Linked DNA regions of Homo sapiens: region 2 is linked to region 1. A link is a loop called in an ENCODE intact Hi-C map of the cell type or tissue named here. Cell type or tissue: dorsolateral prefrontal cortex. All regions are shown on one strand. Links, peaks and the distances in the headings refer to the core of each region. The heading gives the core; the rest is flanking DNA.

The links. Hi-C counts contacts between places; a loop is a spot of excess contacts. Peaks named below come from ENCODE experiments on the same cell type or tissue, not always from the same donor. Only the 100,000 strongest peaks of a DNase experiment are listed, where the experiment ranks them.
Region 2: it touches region 1 in a loop (2.8-fold over the local background); 12 of 110 quality-filtered maps call a loop at or near these places.

Annotation. Positions count from the first base shown.
Region 1 is chr11:82,984,709-82,996,555 of GRCh38, reverse strand. RAB30 (RAB30, member RAS oncogene family) reads left to right here. Exons shown (of 5, transcript NM_001286060.2): 3 at 2,434-2,517; 4 at 8,786-8,969. Among named protein-coding and RNA genes, the nearest start is that of SNORA70E, 51 kb to the left of the region's middle. RefSeq lists an enhancer at 437-616. In dorsolateral prefrontal cortex, for the core only: no CTCF peak of the experiment used is centred there; a DNase peak (open chromatin) is centred at 7,135; H3K4me3 peaks cover 931 bases; H3K27ac peaks cover 8,000 bases.
Region 2 is chr11:82,922,118-82,933,964 of GRCh38, reverse strand. DDIAS (DNA damage induced apoptosis suppressor) reads right to left here. Exons shown (of 6, transcript NM_145018.4): 4 at 5,027-5,188; 5 at 3,691-3,808; 6 at 1-2,233. Among named protein-coding and RNA genes, the nearest start is that of DDIAS, 26 kb to the right of the region's middle. RefSeq lists a silencer at 8,938-8,987. In dorsolateral prefrontal cortex, for the core only: CTCF peaks have their summits at 6,290 and 6,491 (motif pointing right); no DNase peak of the experiment used is centred there.

The sequences.
Region 1 (11,847 bases), core at 2,321-10,320:
AAGTTGACCTTTTTTGTGTGTTTTCCCCTGAAAAATATGAATGATACCCTTTGTAGGACCATTACATACATATCTTGAATTTTCATAAAGTACTTGTTCAGCAAGTTGGAACTTGCTCCTCTATCTAAGGCATAGGATAACCTGGTGCTGTGGAAAGAGCACTGGCTTGGGAGTTGAGACATGGGTCTTAGTCCTGGTTCTGCCCCTGGCTTGCTCTGTGAGCCTGGGTAAGTTACCTCCCTTTCCTGGGACTGCCTGTTGCACATCAGGGGCTGGGTGAGCTCCAAGGCCCCTTCCAGCTCTGACAGTCTGTGGTTTTGCGGAAAACGAAAGAGACAGATTGAATAACAAATAGCTAGAGGGCCCAGAGTCACTTTGGAAATGTCAGGGTTTTTCCCATGATAAGTGAATAGAACCCATGCTTTTTACTAAGCCGTGGCCTGGTGAAATCAAAAGTAACAAGCTAATAGGCATCTGGGCTCAGTCAACTGCCATGGAGATATATTGGAAACTCCAGCTGGTTTTACTTCTACCTAACATTAGTCATATTTTCTGCTTTTGACAAAAGGATAAGACTGCAGAGATGTAGTAAAGTTTTCAGTCCCTTTATCAAAAGTTTCCTTGACCTTGTCTTAGTATTGAAAGGTCACTTAGAGATTATTCAACCCACCTCTCTCACTTTATAGATGAAAGGTCAGATCTAGAGGGGCTAAATGCCTGCTTAGGATCTTATATTGTGAGATTAGATAGAGTGGCAAGGCTAGGATTAGAACCCGGGTTCCAGGTTCTTAGCCTGATAATTTGTCTCCTATACATTCTAACTTCTGAGACCATTCTCTTTAAAAGCACAAACTCTGTCATTAGATGTGAAAATGTCTCCATTTTCAACAGTAATTTTTTGCCAACAAGCTCTTTTTTCTTCTTTCTTATTTGTCTTTTATGTCTACGTTTTACCCCTCCCAGCTCCTCAACTCCACCATAAACTCATATGTCAGAGGCAAGATTATGTTTGTTTTTGTTATTTAGCAGACAGTTAAAATGAACTGGATCTAGCTGTTTTTTAGGCACAGAGGTTGGGAACAAAATGGTAGGTGAAACATTGGGAAGAATTCGTTTAACTTCTTGGCATTTGTTGAGGTGCAAAACATCTGGAGCTATAAACTTGAAGCTTGACAGCTTTTGTATCTGAGCCAAGCCAAAATAGAAGAAAATTGATTCAATATTTGAAAGTAAAGTTATGAATGTTTATATTTACATCTTTTGCAAACATGCAGTAGAACATTTTCTTTTGGTTTGAAGTTCAGTCTTTTAAGCTAAAACTTTAAATAATTCTTAATTAAAGATATCTGAGTCATAGTTGCCAGAACTAATAACGTCCATTTTACTTTAATTTCTGGAAATTCTGGAATATAAGTGAAGAGGGAAGAGAAACTGGGTGAAGAGTTCTTTCTTGACAGAATTTCTTGCTACTCCCAACTCCCTCCCTAAGCGTATAGGAAACATTATGTAATAGTAAATTGCATAAATTATACTTGTACCTTTGTTAAAATCTCATCTTTCTGGTTAAGTTTCCAGTTTGAAGTAAAGCATTTTGTTTATTTGTTTTAAAATGGCTTACATCAGCCTCAAACTCATTGAATTTGAGGCCCAGAGAGGGTGAGTGGTTTGTTTGAGGTTACACAGAGATCCTAAGGCTGCTGCCTCCTGGTTTAGTGCTGTTTCTACCCTACTGTCTCCTTGATGACTTAATTTTCTTAGATTATCTTCCCAGTGTCTTTGGCTTTGATCCCATGTAATTACACATGCATGGTACATTGTACTGAGGAAAACAGTGATCACCCTGGGGCAAAGGAAAATTCAGAAGCTTCAGGAGATCCAAAAAGACAGATCCCAAAACTGTCTTATTCCCGCTTCTCATGCTGAGTTCTTATTTGTTTTTTCATATTGTTGCCCATTCCCGTGGCTGTCCATGCTCAAGACTGATAACTAGTTTTAAGTATCCTTGATTTTATCTTTTAGAAAGAACCTATCCATTTTGCCCTGACCCTTCCAATTCTGATCTCATCCCTGTGGTCGCATGCCCTTCAATCTTATCTTCGTGTCTGATTTTTCTTTTTCATTCTTAAAATCAGGTTCCCCTGCCCTTTCTCAATTTTCTCCTTCACCTGTCTTTATCTCCTTTTCTCTGTCCTCCTGTCTCTTTCCTCTTCTTTCAGCATTTCTCTCTCCCACTTTCTCCCTCCTTTCTCTTTCCCTCAAGACATACATACAGAGTTGCACAGGGCTCCCTTGAGAGTAACCAGAGTTCTCTTTTCTACCAGTCACCTCAGCTGAAGGAAGGACTCCGGTGATGGGTGTTGCTGGGGGAGAGGAGAAAATTTCATTTAATGGAAATATTTGCTTAGCTGTTCTTTTCTATTATTTCTTCTTCAGGGTCTTTTCCCCCCAGGTCAAGGAGCCACAATTGGAGTTGATTTTATGATTAAGACAGTGGAGATTAATGGTGAAAAAGTAAAGGTAAGGTGCTAAATATTCACTAAGGTTGTCAGGTGCTATGTGAGAGGTTAGGGGAAGTACTGCTTTCATAACCATTTATTAAATCTCCTAATTGAAACCCACATGGAAACAATGCACTCAGCCATAATGGCTTATTTCCAGAGTTCTTCTAGTCTTTTTTATGGGGGAAGGAAGGAATTTTGGATGATGTGTTTACAGATTAGAAGACAGAAAATGGCTAAGGCAAGTTTGTCCTGTCTCCTGTCATGTCACAAGTGACATAAAGATAAGGAAGAAATTTCTTTTTGGATCTCTTGAGCTGGGCCAATAAGCAGGTGCTACCTCCTCTAAACAGCAGCCCCATGAAAGAGCCTCCCGATTTCTACATTTCATTATGAATCACTTATTTAAATTATCCTGTCTCCTCTCATATCCTTGTCTCTAAAAAGGAAAGACACTAAATGAGGAGTATGGGAAAGGATACATGCTCTCTAGCCCCTGCTTCCTGCCCCTCCAGCCTTTGTGGCTTCTGGATGATTTGGTACTTGGAAGAAGTATGGTGTGTCCAGGAACAGGACAAAGGAGAGAATGTTTATTGAGTACCTACAATCTGTCAGTGCCTCTGCTGGGTGCTTTTACATATGTTATATTTAGTTTAGTCCTTACTGTAAACCTGTGGGGTAAGTGGTATTATCCTCGTTTTACTGGCTTCAGAGAGGTTAAATAACTTACTTATCCATGGCTACACATAGATAAGTATAGGAAGGGGGACAGGCAGGATTTGAACCCATTTCACCAACCAGTACACCCCACTGCCTTTCTGGGGTCTCCTCTGCCATGAAAGAAGAAGGGAAGAAAGGCACACTAGGCCTATCACCTGGAGCAAGGAAAGGAGGAAGGTGATGGAAAGAAATGTGAAGGGAGACTAAATCACCTGGAAGGAGGATAAATATACTGATGTTTGGCACTGTGCTCTACCTGCCGTCAGAGTTACTGAAGTTCCACAGTTGGCTCTTCAGAGCTGGGTTTTATGGAAAGAAGTGATAGCCAAGGCCTGGTACAGTGGCTCACGCCTATAATCCCAATACTTTGGGAGGCCAGGAGTTGAAGACATAGCGAGACTCCATGTCTTCAAAAGATAAAAAATTGTCTGGTCATGGTGGCATGCGCCTGTAGTCCCAGCTACTCGGGAAGCTGAGTGAGAGCATTGTTTGAGCCTGGGAAGTTGAGTCTGCAGTGAGCCATGATTGTGCCATTGCACTCCAGCCTGGGTGACAGAACGAGACCGTGTGTGTGTGTGTGTGTGTGTGTGTGTGTGTGTGTTGGTGACAGAGAGAGAGAAAGAGAGAGAGAAGGCTGGGGGAGGGATGGAAAGAAGGAAGGAAAGGAAGGATAGCCCAGCTATCAGCAGCACAATGAAAACTGGCATTTTAGAGTTCTACCTTGATTCCCAACCTAAGCATCCTATGTTTGGGTCCATTTATTTGCATCCTTCTCCCATACGTACATGCTCTCCTTCCTTTGAGTGCCTTGGGAAGAGCAGAGAAGCTCCATAATGCTCTTCAGCATTTTCTAGATACTTGCCATCACAGAGAAGTGTTTAGGAGGAGGTCCTTGAATGGGGGCCAGAAGCTCTCTCAGTGTCTCTTCCAGCCCTGACTCCTTAAAATAGCTCATACTGCAGAGACATCCACACCAAATACAGCAGTGAATGGGGAGCTGGAGCACTGGAAGATAAAAGCAGGGTATGAAATCCACATAAATGCTAACTAAAAAGTGAACAAAAATAGTGTGGGGGGTGGGAAGAAGGAGCTAGGCTGTGGGGACAGGAAAGAGAGACAGGAGTGTGCTCAGGAGGCATTGATGGGAGGAGCCTTTTGTAGCTTTCTGTTGTCCTAGTGGAGGGGAGGTAGTTACCCAAGGAGTTGGGTAAAGATAACTACTATTTCATGCATTTTACTTCCAGATATTTGGGTTTTCCATTCATATATATATGAGTTCATTTATTTGATTTAGTGCCTACTACCTTCCAGGCACTGGCCATAAATAAGGGTGAATAAGGAATGGTCCCTGCTGTTAAAGAACAGGCTTATTTTTCTTTCCTGAATTCCCAGGCATAAATATTCCATTTATTCTACTTTCTGCAAACCTTATTTTAAAAAGTGCTTATTACACTGCAAAAATTGATATTTTTATAACATCTGACTCCACCATAAGGCCACAGGCTCCCCAAGAGCAAGGTTTGTGTCTTACTCATATTTGTATTCACAGCACACTTTCTATCCCCAGTACTTCTTCAGGCTTCTAGAACTTTATCTATAAAAAGTGACAGTTGGCTCATCTCCCAAATCCAGTCCAAATCAACTTGCCTGTGATTCTTTCAAGCCCAATATATAAAATAAAGATACAGGGTGGCCCTCTTCAACCACATGAATTTAAGGGCCTCATTAACATGTAGGCATATGAGGAACAACTTCTTTAATCCTTTCTTAGAAGAGGGCAGAACTGCATAGTTGTCTTATTGTCATCTTTTTTTTTTTTTTTTTTTTTTTTGAGAAAGGGTCTTGCTCTGTTGCCTAGGCTGGAGTGCAGTGGTGCAATCACAGCTCACTGCAGCCTCGACCTCCTAGGCTCAAGTGATCCTCTCACCTCAGCCTCCCAAGTAGCTGGGACTACAGGTGTGTGCCACCATGCCCAGCTATTCATTTTTATTTTTATTTTTTGTAGAGATGGGGTCTCACTATGTTGCCATGTTGATCACTCCTGGGCTGAAGTAATCCTTCTGCCTCAGCCTCCCACAGTGCTGGGATTACAGGCATGAGATACCACATCCAGCCTGTCATCCTTCTTCTTTAACATTTACTGAGTATCTTTTCTCAGTGATGTTAAAGTGTCTTTTTGCTAGTAGTTTGCGGGCTTTCCCAGAGCCTCATAAAGTCAGTGGATAAGAGAATCCACCAGTGATTCGTATGGCATCACCCGCTTGGTGAGTGGCAGGACCACTCTCCTGACACCCTCATCAGTGTCCTCTACAAGTATCATTTTTTCCAGGATGGCTCCCAGGATTGAAGGCAGGGAATCCAAGGTATTAGATTTTTGTAGCTATTAAGGCCAAGTAAGCGCCAAATCAGTAAAAACAAAATTAATGAAGAGGCCCTTCTCTTAAAAGGGTCTGCATTATGAAGGTGACCTCTGGTAGAAAATATAATTAAAACATATATAGACCACTGAACTGTATGCTTAAAAGTGGTTAAAATGATAAATTTTATGTATGTTTTAGCAGAATAAAAAAAATGGAAAAAACACAGAACTTTCTCATATATATTTTAGTCTATTATAAATTAATGAGTAATAAGAAAAACTCTAAGCTCAATTTAAACCATTTTAGCCTTAAGAGATAAATCATAATAGAAATAGAAGATTTGCTGTATCTCTTTCCAGTCAGATCTATGTTGATAGATAGGAGAGTCATGAAAGTATTTATATGTATTTGTTTCTTCAACCATCTGTCCATCCATTCATTCCTCCATCCTGTGTTGTAGTAAATGTTTTGTGCCAAGCACTGTGGTGGTAAAGCATCCCTGCCCCTTAGGAACTTACTATCATCTAGCTCCATCTGTGAAATCTTCTTTAATACCCTACTAATCTGTTAAGTAGAATTGACCAGTTCCTCCCTTGTGATTCCACAATCCTTTGTTCATTTAGTTAGCCATCATTCAAATGTTTCTACCACGTGCTGTGTGCTGTGTTAGGAAGGTACTGGGGGTGTAAGGTCAAATAAAAGACAGCCTTTGCTCTCAAAGAACTCAGTAGTAGAGTAGTAAACCAATGATTGCAGTACATTATTATGACGGTGAGGCAATGGAGTTTAAGTAGTGGTGCAGAGAAGAGAGTAGACAAACAATGTAGCCACATGCTGAAGGTGAGAGTGGTTAGAAAGCCCGTGGCTACAGTATTGAAAACATATTGACAGGCATGAGACTAACAGCAGGAGACGCTCTCTTCCTTTTTAATAGAACATCTTGTATTCTGCTATAGTTAATTAACTGTGTGTGTCCTTTCTATAGACTGTGAGCTGTTTGAAATCAGCGTTGATTTTATTCATCTTTATATCCTCCCTGTGTTTTATTCATCTTTATATACTCCATGTGCCTAGCACAGTACCTTGCATATATTAATGTCCTATAGATGCCGAAAGGCGCAAATGAATTGCAGAGAATGGTGAAACCAAGTTGAGTGACAAAGGCAGTAGAATATGAATATCCTCAATAATCAACTGTCAGCTAGAAACAGGCAGCCCCCTATGAGAAGGTAACATATCTTGGCATGCTCATACAATCGCTGTTCTAGAAAATATTTCAGTGACTTTAACCCTCGAAGCTGTTCTCAAGATGTGGGAACACACTGATTTCTAATACTGAACAGTTCCTAAATCGCAATCACAAGTGTTTTAGGGGCTCAGTGCAGCTTTAAAACAATAGCCCATTATTCTAAGACACATCCTGGCAGAGGGGAACCGTGTCCCTAGGTTTGAGGCAGAGAAGAGAAATAGCCTTTGTCCCAGCAAAAACCGTAACATCTGTACAGTGGCCTTTAGCATACACAGGCTTTCATGTGTATCATCGAAGAGCAGCTGCAACTGCAGATCAAAGGAGAGCCTTTGTGTGCTGCTGATTCATGGCAGGGACTACGGGTCACTCAGCAGTCTCTTTAGCTAAGCTAGTATGAGCAGAGGGTGACAGCAATGGATTCATCCTCTTTGGATACAGATGCACATTTTAGTTAGTCTTTGGTGGCAACAGCAGCATGGGAGCATGGAATGAGTCCTCAACTGGAAATAGAAGGCCTGGATGCCATGTCCTAGCTTTGTGAATAACCAGTTAGTTAAGGGACAGTTTCCATTAATACGGGGAGGTGTACACTTGCCTACCTCACTGGATTGTTGTAAAGATTAAATGAGACCATCAGTAAATATTTGAGCACCTCCTATTTGCCAAGTGCTCTATTTGCTCTAAATGGACCCTGACGTCTCCCTCATGAAGCTTTCAGTTTAGTGGGAAAGATGGCTATTAAACAAATTATTACAAATAAATGATTCAGGCATGTCAGGTGCCATGAGGGAGAATGACAGGATGTATCGCAAGAGAGACTGTGTGGGGTGGGGGGGTGGGGAACCTAGCCTAATCTGAAGGTTCTGGAAAGCCTTCCTGAGGAAGCAATCTTATGTCCCTGGACATGAATACACCTGTGACCTGTGAAATTCGTGCAATTAGAAGGAAAGATTATTGTTTTTGTTGATGTTCTTATTTCTCAAGGCCTTGTGTTTTGTTCTACACTTAGCAGCCACCCTGGAGAATAATTCGTTTTCAGTAGTTGTCTACTCTGTGCAGGGAAATTGACAAGTATTGTCTTCTTCTTTGTTATTAGAATTATTAGTTATTAGGACTTAGAACTGGTAGATAACTGCAGAAAAAGTGAACCTTCAGCAGGTTGTGTGTTATTAACCACTTTTTATAAAGAAATAATCAAAGCCCAAAGAGATTAAGTGACTTGGCCAAGGTCATAGAACTTAAGAGACCTGAAGGAAAATTATATTGTTGTCTGCCATGGCATGATTCCTGTTTTCTTTAACAAAGATAATACCTTAATACATCCATTTGAATTTTGAACTGGAAAAGTGGTGAGGTTGGCTCTCCCTCCAGTTGCTGATTAAATGCCAACAGTCACAGCTTGCCCTGTATCATGCCTTTTGTAATATGGCATTGTGAGTAAGAACGGGGACTCTGGGACCACAATGCCTGGTTGAATTGGTTCTGGGACATATTGGCTATGAGATGCTGAACAAGTTAATTAATCTTACTGTGCCTCAGTTTATTCATGCAAGAAATGGGTATTATGATAGTATCTACCTCATAGGGTTACTGTGAGGAATAAGTGAGTTGCCACAGGTAAAATGCTTAGAATAGAGCTTGGCACATAATAAATGCTTGACGAATTTCCTATATGTATTTTTTTAAGAATGAAAAGGAAACTCTTAACAAAGAAAAAACAAAACAAAACAAAATAAGCCCCTCTCCCTAACCAGAAACACACCCAACAGATTTTTTTTTTTTTAATTTTCAGTGCTTTTTTTTTTTTTTTTTTTTTTTTTTTTAGGGCAGAAAATAACCATGAAATTGTTTGGGTAAAGGTGTACCCATTTTCAAACCAAAGCAAGGCAAAGCTTTTTTTTTCTTTTTTTCTCCAACCTGATCCTTCTTCACCTGATTCTTATCTTATGCCTTTACAGCTACAGATCTGGGACACAGCAGGTCAAGAGAGATTTCGGTCCATTACCCAGAGTTACTACCGAAGCGCCAATGCCTTGATCCTCACCTATGACATTACCTGTGAGGAATCCTTCCGTTGCCTTCCTGAGTGGCTGCGGGAGATAGAACAATATGCCAGCAACAAGGTCATCACTGTGTTAGTGGGTAAGTAAGGGCTAACGAGGAGGGAAATTGATTTGTGGGCATTAGAGGATTTATAATCACATAAAGCTTATACATTGGTGCCTTCCAAGAATATAGTCTTTAGCTAATAATTCATGCAGTCAACCTTCAGTTCTTCTGCAATTGAAGAGAAAATGAAATAGGTCCTATCCCATGGTGACAGTTTAGAAAAATAAAGTAGAAAACATTTTCTATCAATGTAGGCTCTAGGGAAGAAGTTGGATGGCCATGAAAGTTATGTGAGCTGCTAAAAATTTAAAAAGTCTAATTACAAGATGAAAGGAATGGCTGTTCTAGAAGAAAAATGTATCTTTTAAGTTGATATGGAATTCATTATTGAAGCAATTGTTTATTGCCTAAAAGGTGGATTTTGGTAATTTTTTTTCCCTTCCTAACATTTAGGCTGATTTGAGAAATTCTGTGTTTCAGAAAGAATCTGCTAAGGGCAATGCTGTAGTTTGTTTCATCTTGTAGGAGAATAAAACCTCTATTTAGTATGGGGGGAAAGCACAAAACAACCCTTGATTTTCTATCATGACTGATATATGCATTGAAATGGACCAGGTCATTAAAAACTTCTCTGTTTGTAGTGGAAAAGTGTTAGTAACCATTTGATCATTAACATATTTTCTTCCTAGAAAGGAACGTTCCTATATAGTCTAGCAATACCTGAATTAGGGAAATTTGAGTAGAGATCCTTAGAAGCATTGTTAAGTTACAAATTATGGTTAATAATAAGCTCAGTAAACACTTTAGAATAGTGTTATAATTGGTATATATGTGCCAGGAATGATACGAGGAACTTTATGTGTCATGATCCCTGATTTACAGATCAGGAAACCACGGCTCAAAGAGGTGAAGTTCTTTTCCCAAGGTCACATAGCATGTAAGATCAACTCCAAGCCCTGTAGTTGTCCAGCTGTAATATGTTACGTTGTAACAAATTGCTGGACTTTTCCTTCAGGCTGCTGGATGAAGCATCTGTGTTTCTATGAGCTAGTGCTCCCTGTAAAACCCTTTTGGACAATGTTGAACCTTTGCCATAAAGCATTTGAGAGGTCTGCATTTGTACCTTCTGTTTTACAGAAAGCCTTTGGGAACTTGAGTCAAAGCATTACTACTTGGGATTTTATCTAAGGAAGGTAAATGAAGATTTGAGGGGAGACAGTTAGTTCAATATGAAAGAGGAATTGGCTTAAAACACAATTTTACTATGGAAAATTTCAGACATAAACAAGAGTAGAGAAACAGTATAGTGAATCCCCTTCTACACATCTCCCAGCTTTCACAGTTACCAACTCATGACCAATCTTATTTTCTCTTCCCTAGCAATGCTGTCCACCTTCTCCCTCAGATTATTTTGAAGCAAATCTCAGAGGTTGTATTAATTCATGTTTCAATATCTGTGTATATCTCTAATAGATTTTTAAAAAGAAAACCTAACCTCAGTGGCATTTTTACACCTAAAATATGTTAACAATTCCTTAGTATCCTTAAAAACTTAGACAGTGTTCAAATTTCCCTGATCGACTCATGATTTTTTTTCGTTTGTTTGTTCAAATTAAGATCCAAATAAGGTCCAGAAGCCGGGCATGGTGGCTCACACCTGTAATCTCAGTGTTCTGGGAAGCTGAGGCAGGAGGATTGCTTGAGCCCAGCAGTTCTGACCAGCCTGGGCAATGTAGCGAGATTAGCCAGGCATGATGGCATCTACCTGTGGTCCCAGCTACTCAGGAAGCTGAAGCAGGAGGATCACCTGAGCCCAGAAGTTGAAGGCTGCAGGGAGCTATGATCACACCACTGCATTCAGCCTGGGTGACAGAGCCAGACTCTTTAAAAAAAAAAAAAAAAAAAGCCAAGTAAGGTCCATATGTTGTAATTGACAGCTACATCTTTTCATCCTTTTTTATGAAGTTTCCACTCTCATTTTTTTTCTCTCTTAGAATTTTTTGCTAATGCATTTGTTTGACCTATAGGCTTTACAAGTCTAAATTTTGTTTTATCGCCCCAAGGTGTCATTTGATATCACCTCCATCACCTATATTTCTTGCAGATTTATAGATAAGTCTAGAGGCCTGATGAGAGTCAGGATTTTTTTGGTTTTCTTTTTAGACAAAACACTACATATATCATACTCTGAGGGGTAGTTCTCATAGAACAGGCAGGAAGAATGCTTGATTCTTTTTTGTTCACCACTTTTCAAGGTAATAAGCTGGTTCTCCAGTATCTTCTAAAAGTTAACTATTGACATCTGTTTATATTTGTAATATTATTATAAATTTATAGATTTAAATAGATTTGATGGGCTGGGCATGGTGACTCATGCCTGTAATCCCAACACTTTGGGAGGCTGAGGCGGGTGGATCACTTGAGGTCGGGAGTTTGAGACCAGCCTGGGCAACATGGTGAAACCCCATCTCTACTAAAATATACAAAAAATTAGCCAAGCATGCCTGTAATCCCAGCGGGAGGCCAAGGCAGGAGAATCTCTTGAACCTGGGAGACACAGGATACAGTGAGCCGAGATTGCACCACTGCACTCCAGCCTGGGCAACAGAGCGAGACTCTGTCTCAAAAACTAACTAAATAAGTAAATTTGATGTATTTCAGTCCCTTGCAATTATTATTATTGATGCTCCCATTGTTCCGACTTTGCCAGTGGGAGCTTCTTCAAATGGGCTCCTGAGTCCTTTTGACATGACCCCAGGAATGTTGGATAATTTTTTTGCTTTCTGGTATGACAAGTGTTCCAGCCACAACTTGTGCATTTCCTGCCCCAGACCTGGAATTAGCCATTTCTTCAAGAAGTGCTTTCTTTTCAATGGGAAGTCGTATTTAGAGGCCACAACCGAGGTGTTAG
Region 2 (11,847 bases), core at 1,551-9,550, 62 kb after region 1:
CTGAAGGAAATATTTTTTGTGTGGTAGGAGGGACCCATTCATCACTATCAGTTTCATGGCACTCAGCAAAAGGGTAGTGATTGAAAACGTCTGGTTGTGAAACACCAGATACAATAGGGCTTCTGATTTTCTGGCTAGGTGTTTTTATATTTTTTGGACAGCTTGGGCTGGCTTGCTGTTTGTCATTTTCAGGGAAAATCCTTATTTTTTCATAGTTACCATCAAGATCTGAATAAAATACAGGTTTTTTGAAAGCTCTGTTTATCCCATGAATTCTTGTTTGGTGGAACCCTGAAATTGGAGTTGACTGTGAACATGGAACAAAGTCTTGACTATTTTCAAAATTATATTCTGAATCTGATTGAAAATGAGGTGTTGGAGAGCATGTTCTTGAATGCCTAGAGTCAGATAGGCTTTGCAAGGATAATTTTTGTGAAGGCTGGATGAAGTCTTCAGAAAGTGATCTCAGTGAAAAATCAGACTCTGAAGGGTGACTTTCTGCCAAAGATGTTCCCCATTTTAACAAAATATCCTGTGATTTTTTGGTAATCTCAGTTGCAATGTCCATTTCTTTAGCAATATCATCAAAGAGATCAGCAGAGGCATCATAGCTACCTTCATAACCAATAGAATAGCTCTGTGTTACGTTGTTATTGATATGTCCCCAAGGCATTTCTTTCAATGTATTTGTACTTCTATTTGGACTATTGCAAAGAGTTTCTAAAGGATATGTAAGTTTCCTGCAAATTGTAAAACTGTCATCTTGGTTCTTGGACCACCTACAATATTGTTTATTTTCTAATTTGCAAAGATCAGAGACATCATTATACTTCCTATAACACAGAGTTGTCAACTTTTCATTCATTTCTGAAACTGATATTTCTCCACATCCATTCAAATATTTGTTATTTAGACTAGAATGGTCACTCTCCCTGTGTGGTGAGATTCTGATAGTCTTCTTAAGAGTAACTATTGTTTCTAAATCTTTTGAAGATGAAGACAGAGCTGACAGGTAAGGATTCGGTAAAAAATATTCTGACATATCTCTTCCATTATGATTTACAGAGACAGCCTCTACTTTGTTATCTGGTTGTGACTCCTTTTCAACACTAGGACTTAGATTTCCTTTACAGTTGAAAAGGAAGTCATCTTTGCTACAGTTTGCTTTGACTATTACTTGTGATGATCTTAAAGCTATAGGTGGTGTATGCAGGGCTCCAGTAGTTCTCTGGGGAGTCACAGATAACCTGCTGTGGTCTGCATGAAATTTATCAATGTCATTATCTACATGATGTTTCCTACTACTGACATCTGCCTGGGTTACAGCAATCTCACTTTCAAGAACTGCCAGAAACTTGTTCAGGCTTTCAGAGAATGGCAGATCATCCCAAATTTGAGGGTCACCATCCTGGGAACTGCTGGCTGTCTCTTCAAGTCTGAGTAACGAAGGTGGACAACATGCAGATCTCTTCTGAAGGCTAGTTGGGGTATCTATACCATGATGCTGAAAACATGGTAGCTCATGCTGGGACCTATTTTTAATTTCCACTGCACTGTGGAAGGATTTTGTATTACTTGACTCAAGGGGCTCTCGCATTTCCAAAGAGAATAAATTAGAGTCATTAACTCCAATTTCATGATGACTGCTGTGAACTGCACTCAGCTCCTTAGCTTGTAAGCCAAGTTCTTTACCCAACTTTTCTGCTGTACTCTTTTTATCCATATATGAAACAAGGCTCCATGAATCCTGAATGGGATCATGGCAGCTACTGGAACCAGTGGCCTCTGCAATGGAGATGGACTTTCTGTTCTGCTGAAGAGTACCAAAGGCCTTACTTTGTTCTGAAGCTGAAAAATCATCATTATCTGTTAGTTGTGAAACAATGCAAGTGAATTCAAGTGATGGCTGCCAGAATTTTGAAAAAGTATCCTTGCTGCAGGACTTGAAAAAATCAGAAGTGCTGTCAGAAGTATATATGCTGCTGAGATCACTATTTGAGTGATCTAAAGCAAGTAAGTGATTGTTAGGTGCCTGAGAGTCACACTGAAGTTTCCTGAAATTAAAAGTCTGCAAAAGTTGATGGAAGTAGTCAATGACAGTAAAGCCTGCAATACCTGGGTCTGGTAGAACAATCTGGCAAGCCACTAGTGCTTTGGCTTTTCTTTTGTGGTCAGAGCATTGCTGTAAGAAGTTACTGGCATCTGAACCTTGTCCAGGTTGGTTTTCAAAATTCTGTGAAAGAAGCAAAGAAATTTAAGTAAGAATAAAATTGTCTTCCATTTACTTAAACATGAAACAGAAATTTAGCCAGGCACAGTGGCTCATGCCTGTAATCCCAGCACTTTGAGAGGCCGAGGCAGGCAGATCACTTGAGCCTCAAGAGTTTGAGACCAGACTGGGCAACATGGTAAAACCTCTCCTCTAAAAAAAATACCCCCACAAAAATTAGCTGGGCATGGTGGCGTGTGCCTGTAGTCTCAGCTACTCAGGAGGCTGGGGTGGGAGATCACCAGAGCCTAGGGAGGTCAAGGCTGCAGTGAGCCATGATCTTGGTACTGCAGTCCAGCCTGGGTGACAGAGTGAGATTCTGTCTCAAAAATAAAATAAAATAAACAGATTTAAAAGGTTAAAACAGATACAACTATTACCTCCATCCCCCAATTCCAATTTCGATTCTGTTAGTTTTATAGGCAAAGTAGCATATGTAAGAGAATATAAACCTTAGAGTAAAGAGCTTGTTTAAACTGATTTGAAGAAATCCTAGTTCCCGCATTTATTAATAGTGTTGAGACTTTGGACAATTTATTTAACCTGAGTCTTCTCCTTTATAAAATAAAAATAAAAATAAAAATGCAGGATTACTGTTTAGTAATAAAATGGAAAACTGCACAGTGCTTAGAAAATAGCAGTGGCTCAATAAATGGCAACTATCATAGTTCTCTTTAGCTAAGGAAAGAGAGGAGGGGAGGGGAGGGGAAAAAGGGGAGGAGGAAAAAGAAGAGAGGAGAGAAAAGGACTGTCTACGATTTTAACAAGTAAAGCTCTGTAGCCGTTGATTCTACCTTCCCTTTGGATTTTTCTCACTCTTCTGTTGTGGAGTCCTCTTTTAAAACCCTGATTCCAGTGTGGAAAAAAATGTCTCTTTGTTCCCTTTAGCATAGATGAGACAGAAAACTATTACTCCTTCAAAGTCAAAGGAGTAACTTCTTTTTTTTTTAACTTCTTCTACAGTCACTTTTATATTTAAGACCATCTTTCTTAATCTAGTTTTAGTATTCTTATCAATACTCAAGATACTTTGCCTTCAGTGTTCCATTATTCTCTTTTATAGAAGACAGAATTAAAAAGCTAGAGAATTGGTGGAAGTTTTACTATAGAATTTGAACAAAATCCGGAGGGCAAAATAAATACTAAATACCAAAAACAAATATCTAACATTTCTAAATATATAATAAATTTATATTTTTAAGCTCTGAAAGCATTTGAAGTAGGCTCCCCTGACTTTCGAAAGAGGAAGTTGTCACACATGGTGTTTTAACAGACCACCTATAGGCTATTTTTACATAGTTTAAAGTGTTTCTACAGGCCTTCACATGTACAGAACTCCTAACAACTATTTAGAAAATTCACATAATTCATTACAATGGAAATGTTAACAGATTATTAAAAAGAAAGCTAGTCTCAATTACCGTCACTCCAAAAATAAAGCTTTGTCCAACAAAGCAAGTTTCAACTGCTTTAGTTAATAGATTCTGAGTTGTATCATTGTCCAGTGTTTCTGGAATTTTATTAGGATCCTGAATGTACCTTGATTGGAAAAAAAGTAAAAAATGTGAAGCAATGAACTTTGAAATTTTACTTGCCATAAAGTCAGAGACACAATTAATTTGAAAATGCAGCATGAACCTTTTATAGAGGAAAAAAAGTGACTTTAAGAGCCAGGCAGTTTGTTCTCTCTAGTTTCTCATAGCACAGAAAAATCAACAAAACCAATTGATCAAGTGGGAGTAAAGTAGTTACCTGCCTAACCATCAGGCCCGGCAATGATTATAAGGAAAAATAAAAGTGGCAGTGGGAATAGTGGTGGCATCTCTAGCTCTTCACTTGAAAGCAGGAAAAAGTCATCCCTTTTCTCTGATAAGCCTGGTTGTGGTCCCTTTATTGTCTCAAGCACAAAAATGTGGACATAGATTTCTTGCATGTGATTAGGGGAGGAGGGCAGAAGACTGAGGGGGAAGAAAAGCTTTTTTTTTTTTTTTTGAGACAGAGTCTCGCTCTGTCTCCCAGGCTGGAGTGCAGTGGTGCAATCTTGGCTCACTACAAGCTCTGCCTCCTGGGTTCATGCCATTCTCCTGCCTCAGCCTCCCGGCGTAGCTGGGACTACAGGCGCCCACCACCATGCCCAGCTAATTTTTTGTATTTTTAGTAGAGATGGGGTTTCACCGTGTTAGCCAGGATGGTCTCCATCTCCTGACCTTGTGATCCGCCCGCCTCGGCCTCCCAAAGCGCTGGGATTACAGGCGTGAGCTACCGCGCCCGGCCAAGAAAAGCTTTAATTGCTTATTCTTATATTCTCAGGACAATGTCGTAAAAGGTCAAACTATGCAAATTAAATTGCAATACAGATAAAAAATAAAATTTCAATTTCTGAAATGCAAATATTCCCTCAAATAGATTCTTCTGCCTCAGGGGAACCTAACTGTTTCAATGCTAACCTCAATTTGGATAATTCTTCAATTTGAAATGATGTTACTTTCTTAGCCTCTATTTCTGTAACTTGGATTAGAGATTTATAACTTAATATTCTAATTACAGATTAATTACCCTAAATAAAAGGAGACTGTTTTAATATCATCATAATATGTATTCAGGAAATAAACATCTTTCTTACTTGCTTGTCTTTTAAAGGAATTGACAATCTGGGGTTGAATGATTATCTTTCTACAAAAATGCATATTGCCTTATAAACTTGTATCTTCAAATTCTAAGGGCAGTCAGGAAAAAGGATGTTTTAAGTATTCTTACCTGTGCAAACCAGTGGCAGTAAGACCAAAAAATGTATCTAAGCAACTTCCAAATACAGTAATAACAAACAATTTGTTTGATTCTGCAACTTTTAAGGAAAGTTTGTATCTGTAATTGGCATTTCCAGATTCACCAGTAGAGCCACATTTTGGACAATTAGACCTAGAAAAGTGGTGGAAAAAAGTGTGGAGATGTTCATTAAATGTTTTTCATATGATGAAAAATCCAGAACAGTAAAAATTTAAAATAACATTTTGTGTATAAATGCTCCTACACAACTCAAATTCTTCTTAAACTCTTTCAGATCAACTTATTTTAAATTTCTCTAGTCAGAATAGTTAGCGTTACTGATTTAAATTAAACAGCCCCAAGTTGATAGAAATACATACCAAATTGATGGAAAACTAAAGGAGAACTGTGCATGAAAGAGAGGACGAAAAGGCCGGGCGCGGTGGTTCACACCTGTAATCCCAGCACTTTGGGAGGCCGAGGCGGGTGGGTCACCAGGTCAGGAGATTGAGACCATCCTAGCTAACACGGTAAAACCCTGTCTCTACTAAAAATACATAAAAATTAGATGGGTGTGGTGATGGGCACCTGTAATCCCAGCTACTTGGGAGGCTGAGGCAGCAGAATGATGTGAACCCGGGAGGTGGATCTTGCAGTCAGCCAAGATCGCACCACTGCACTACAGCCTGGGGGGCAGAGTGACATTCCGTCTCAAAAAAAAAAAAAAAAAAAAAAAAAAAAAAAAAAAAAAAGAGGACAAAAAATAATCTCAAAATATTTAATACCTATTTATACACAAAGCACTTAATTGCATTTTTCTCACCATAATGAAAATTACTTTCTTTAATTCATTAGACTATGTTGATAACTTATCAGATTATAAAATTTGATATGAAAACCATGCAATTTAACTTGTTTTTTTAAGACAGTATGTAATGGTGGCTAAAGGCTTTCTAGTCAAAAAGTACACATCTACATGGCAGTGTAACTCTATTGCCATGTACTCATTGTCTGACAGTTACTAAATTCTTGAGTTCCTCATCTATGAAGTCCAGGGCTGAAGAAGGATTAAAATAGACAAATAAAGGGTCTAGTGCAAATACTGTGAAATTAGTGTTAGTCTGCTTCTCCCTCATAATTATATCAAGTATTGTGATAATTACTGTCACTTGTACTGTTAACTTCTCTTCTAGTTTGCAATGTATTATAACTCTGATTTCTATCTTTCAGGTTCTTAATGTCCACCCCTCAGTTAGGTTAACTTTATTTAACAGACAGAATAGTTTAAAAAATTTTTTTGAAATACAACAAGCACCTAAAAACATTTTATGGTAATGGCTAATACTAGAATTTTGTTTTTTCTTCAGATTGCTAAAGATCTTAAAAAAGAGTGGCAAAAGGCAAACAGAAAGCAAGGTGAAAGATGGTTGTATAAATTTGATTGTTGCCAGATGGCCACTAGGGGGAGTCTAAAATCTGTAGCTCTGAAAGTGACTCACCTTTATTAGATCTGTGCTGTTATTCTTCTGCCATACTGAGGATAGATCTATACCAACCCATTCATATAATCCTATACAAATCTGCTAGAGTTTGTGCTGTAGGTTAGCCATAGAATGAATTAAAGGTAATTGACTCACTAGGGGATAAAACTCCATTAGTACCAAACTCTAGGGAAATGAACTGTTTAAAATATATATTGGAATTTCTTTAAAGGCTATGCAATAATGCATACAGGTTTAATGTAAAATTCCTAGCAAAACTTAGACTAATATGCATTAGCATTCAGTTTACAAATGTTTTCAACATACATTATTTCATTTTTATAGGTAAAATTTACAAATGGGGAAATTAGTTTGAATTTTTATCTGAGATGACAAAGTTGGTAAATATATGACCCAAACCCAAGACTGTGAACTCGTATCATGAAGTTCTGATATTATGATATGATAACAGTGGGACCAAATGGTTAAAATAAAGAACTGCTTGCAATGACAGTATCAATAATAGCCTCAAAAAACTATGTCTATTAGTGTTCATGCATTTACATATTAAACTATATATATTTTTATAAAGTACATATGTATAATGAAGATATTTATTTATATAGTTTTCTTTAATCCTTTTAGGAACGATGCTGGATTAAAATAAATGTTAGTGTGGTGTAATACAGATTAGAGCTTCTCAAACATTAATATGTATACAAATCATCCAGAGATCTTGTTAAAATGAAGATTCTGATTCAGGAAGTCTGGGATGAGGCCCAAGATCCTGCATTTTTAATAAGCTCCCAGGTAATACTGATGCAGATGTACCTTAGGCCATACTTTGAGAAACAAGGATATAGACAACATATTCACATCACCGTCCCGATTTAACTTCTAGAGGCACCCATATTTCTAAAATGTCATTTGTTACAGAATAGCAGTTTTCAAACTTTTTGGTTTCACACTCCTTTAATACTCTTAAAAAATTATTGAGAATATCAAAGAGTTTTGTTTATGTGAATAGTATCTATTTTTTTTATTCAAAAATATTTACTTGGGCCAGGCGTGATGGCTCACACCTGTAATCCCAGCACTTTGGGAGGCTGTGGCGGGCAGACCACTCAAGCTCAGGAGTTCGAGTCCAGCCTGGGAAACATGGCAAAACTGTGTCTCTACAAAAAATACAAAAATTAACGAACGTGGTGGCATGCGCCTGTAGTCCCAGCTACTTAGGAAGCTGAGATGGGAGGATTGCTTGAGCTCAGGCGGCAGAGGTTGTGGTGAGCTGAGATTGTGCCATTGAACTCCAGTCTGGAGGTGACAGAGCCAGACCCTGTCTCAAAAAAAAAAAAAAAAATTACTTGCCAAAGATTGAATATATTCAAGGTATACAACATGGTGATTTGAAATACGTCTACACTGTATAATGATTACCATAGTCAAAATTTTTTTTTTTTTTTGAGACAGTGTCTCGCTATTGGCCAGGCTGGAGTGCAGTGGTGCAATCTTGGCTCACTGCAACCTCCACCTCTTGGGTTCAGGCGATTCTCCTGCCTCAGCCTCCCGATTAGCTGGGACTACAGGTGCCCGCCACCACACCCAGCTAATTTTTTGTATTTTTAGTAGAGGCAGGGTTTCACCGTGTTAGCCAGGATGGTCTCGATCTCCTGACCTCATGATCCGCCCACCTCGGCCTCCCAAAGTGCTGGGATTACAGGTGTGAGCCACCGCACCTGGCTACCATAGTCGAATTATTTAACACATCATCCATTACCACTCAAGCTGTACATTAGATCCATAGAACTTGTTTATCTTATATCTGTCTATATTTCTTTTTTGGTTTGTTTTCAGACAGGGTCTCATTCTGCTGCCCAGGCTGGAGGACAGTGGTGCTATCATAGCTTACTGTAACTTCAAACTCCTGGGCTCAAGAGATCCTCCTGCCTCAGCCTTCTGAGTAGCTGGGACCACAGGCACATGCCACCATATGTGGCTAATTTTAAATTTTTTTGTAGAGATGGGGGTCTCACTGTGTTGCCCTGACTAGGCTTGAACTCTTAGGCTTAAGTGATTCTCTTGTTTCGGCCTCCCAGAGTGTTGGGATTACAGGCGTGAGCCATCACACCTGGCTTCTATCTACATTTCTCATAAAACGAGAAATTAAATGAAAGTGAGAAATTAAAACTGAGAAATCAAAAAAATATTAATTCATTAAAAACAGACCCTTTACATGGTTAACACAAAAAACATACTTTTATGAAAAATAGTTATGTTTTTCAAATTTTAAAAATTAGTAAGAAGAGACCAGCATTGTTTTACATTTTGCAAATCTCTTTAATGTCTGGTTTCATAAAAAGACAGCTGGATTCTCATATCTGCTTCTCTGCTCAATCTGTTGTGATAGTACGTGTTATGTAGCCTCTGGGAAACTCCATTATGCACTCATGAGAGACTGAAAGTGAAAAGGCAAATAATGCCTTAGAATTATGAAAATAGATTTGAGTTCAAGGAGCCTCTGAAAGGATCTATCTGAAATAATAGCTGTAATTTGCTATCTTTTTTGTTTGATCCCAGTTAAAAAAATACCAAGTTTCATTTGTTTTTTTTTTATTTTTATTCATTTATTTTTTTGAGACAAGGTCTTGCTTTGTTGCCCAGGCTGGAGTGCAACGGTATGATCTTGGCTCACTGAAGCCTTGACCGCTCAGGCTCAAGCGATCCTCCCACCTCAGACTCCTGAGCAGCTGGGACTACAGGCACATGCCACGATGCCTGCCTAATTTTGTTTATTTTTGGTAGAGGATAGGTTTCACCATGTTGCCCAGGCTGGTCTCAAAATCCTGGACTCAAGCAATCCTCCCATCTTGGCCTCCCAAATGCTGGGATTGCAGGCATGAGCTACTATGCCCAGCCTCATTTGTTTATTTTTCTAGCGTACTTATATTTAGCCCAGATGTAGAAGAACTGGTGAGATAAGTAATCCTTAATGTTTTCTTAGTCTTGAAAACCTTAAAAAATCTGATGAAAGCAATGGACTCACTCTCTCCCCACAAAAAACAGATATGAACACGATATTCTACATATCTTAGGGACTGGAGGAGTCATACATACCTATAATGTATCCACAGATTCCAGCTTAAGAATATCCTGACTATATGATTATATAACATCCCTTTCCAAGTTTATAGACCCAGATTAAATACACACAAAGTAATGAGACATATTTTAAAAAACATATCTCTTAATGCTTCCACATATCACTTCCCCCACAAAGTAAGAAAACTATGATCTATATGTGTGAAATTAAATTTGACTTGCTTAAGTAAATGATATAAACTTTTTGGGTAGTTGGGAATGGGGGAGAGGATAGGTAGCCTCTGAGCGATGAGTCCTATTTTAAGATAGGAAAAGAAAGTTATTAGTGTTAGAAATGGATTTCTAGGCTAAAAGGAATTATGGGTCCCATTAGTCACCCAGAAGGGCAATTTCTATGTAGATAGCTTGTCTGGATAAATAAATCCCTTCTCCAGCTTATAATCTGGGGAGAGTACAGACATACACTATTGTGTGTGTATGTGTAGTTACTGCTTCATATGAAGGACCGAACTAACTTTGTACACATTTTTTTTTATAGATGTATGTCTATGTTTGTATATTTACATAATGAAACCCCCTTTCAAATGAAATTTAACTTGGAACACTAATATAAGGATGAGAATAGAGATCTTGTTGAAACTAACGTGGGGGCCCTAGAGTCTTACCTACTACTCAGCACTAGGTACTATTACTACTCTAATCCCATCTCCCTCCATAAGCACTTCCATGGAGCCCCAAGGCTCTGCAGAATACCTATAGATTGAAAACTACATTCAATCTACTGATCTGATCTTGGAGGTAAGAAAGTTAATTCCATAAAGCACAAAATACTTATTATGATTATAGTCACTAAAAATTTCAGGTTCAAAGAAAATATTTAGGGACGTCTCTCTGTTCTTCAGCATCTCTAAGATCTTCTGCAAAGGCAAGAGCATGGAACTCCTCTGTCATAAGCTTGCAGTGCTATAGCAATGGGGAAATGAACATGAGGAATTTCTGTTTCCTGTGTTGGCTTACAACTGATTCCAAGTAAGAAAAAGGGAAAGCAAAAACAACAGTAGAAAAGATAAGCACCAGGATTTAGATCATCATGGCGGATGGGAGGCAGGATTAGATTGCAGCTCCAACTCGGACAAAGCAGCATGTTGGGGCTCGCACTATGAATTTTAGCTCCAGAACAACTGCAAGAACAAACCAGGAATCCCAAGAGGACCCACAGACCCTCTGAAGGAAGTGGACTGCTCCTGCAGGACCTGGGAGACACCCCAAATACTGTGTGGTATTCAGGGCCGAGACACCCATAAACGATTCACATCACAGGACTCTGTGCAGACAAACCCTGAATACCACCCCGGAGCCAGACAGACTGGCTGGATGGCTAGACCCAGAAGAGAGATAACAATCACTGCAGCTCGGCTCATAGGAAGCTACATCCATAGGAAAAGGGGGGAGAGTATCACATCAAGGGAACATCCTGTGGGACAAAAGAATCTGAACAACAGCCTTCAGCCCTAGACCTTGCCTCTCTGACAGAGCCTACCCAAATAAGAAGGAACCAGAAAACCAACTCTGGTAATATGACAAAACAAGGCTCTTTAACACCTCCAAAAAAAATCACACTAGCTCACCAGCAATGGATTCAAACCAATAAGAAATCCCTGATTTACCTGAAAAAGAATTCAGCGAGGCACCAGAGAAAAGCGAAGCCTGACGCAAGGAAATCCAAAAAACAATACGAGAAGTGAAGGGAGAAACATTCAAGGAAATAGCATAAAGAAAAACAATCAAAACTTCAGGAAACACTGGACACACTTACAAAAATGCAAAATGCTCTGGAAAGTCCCAGCAATAGAAATGAACAAATAGAAGAAAGAAATTCACAGCTTGAAGACAAGGTCTTCAAATTAACCCAATCCAACAAACACAAAGAAAAAAGAATAAGAAATTATGAACCAAGCATCCAAAAAGTCTGGGATTATGTTAAACAGCCAAACCTAAGAATAATCGGTGTTCCTGAGGAATAAGAGAAATCTAAAAGTTTGGAAAACATATTTGGGTGAATAATTGAGGAAACCTTCCCCGGCCTTGCTAGAGACCTAGGCATCTAAATACAAGAAGCATAAAGAGCATCTGGGAAATTCATCACAAAAAGATCATCACCTAGGCACACTGTCATCAGGTTATCTAAAGTTAAGACAAAGGAAAGAATCTTAAGAGTTGTGAGACAGAAGC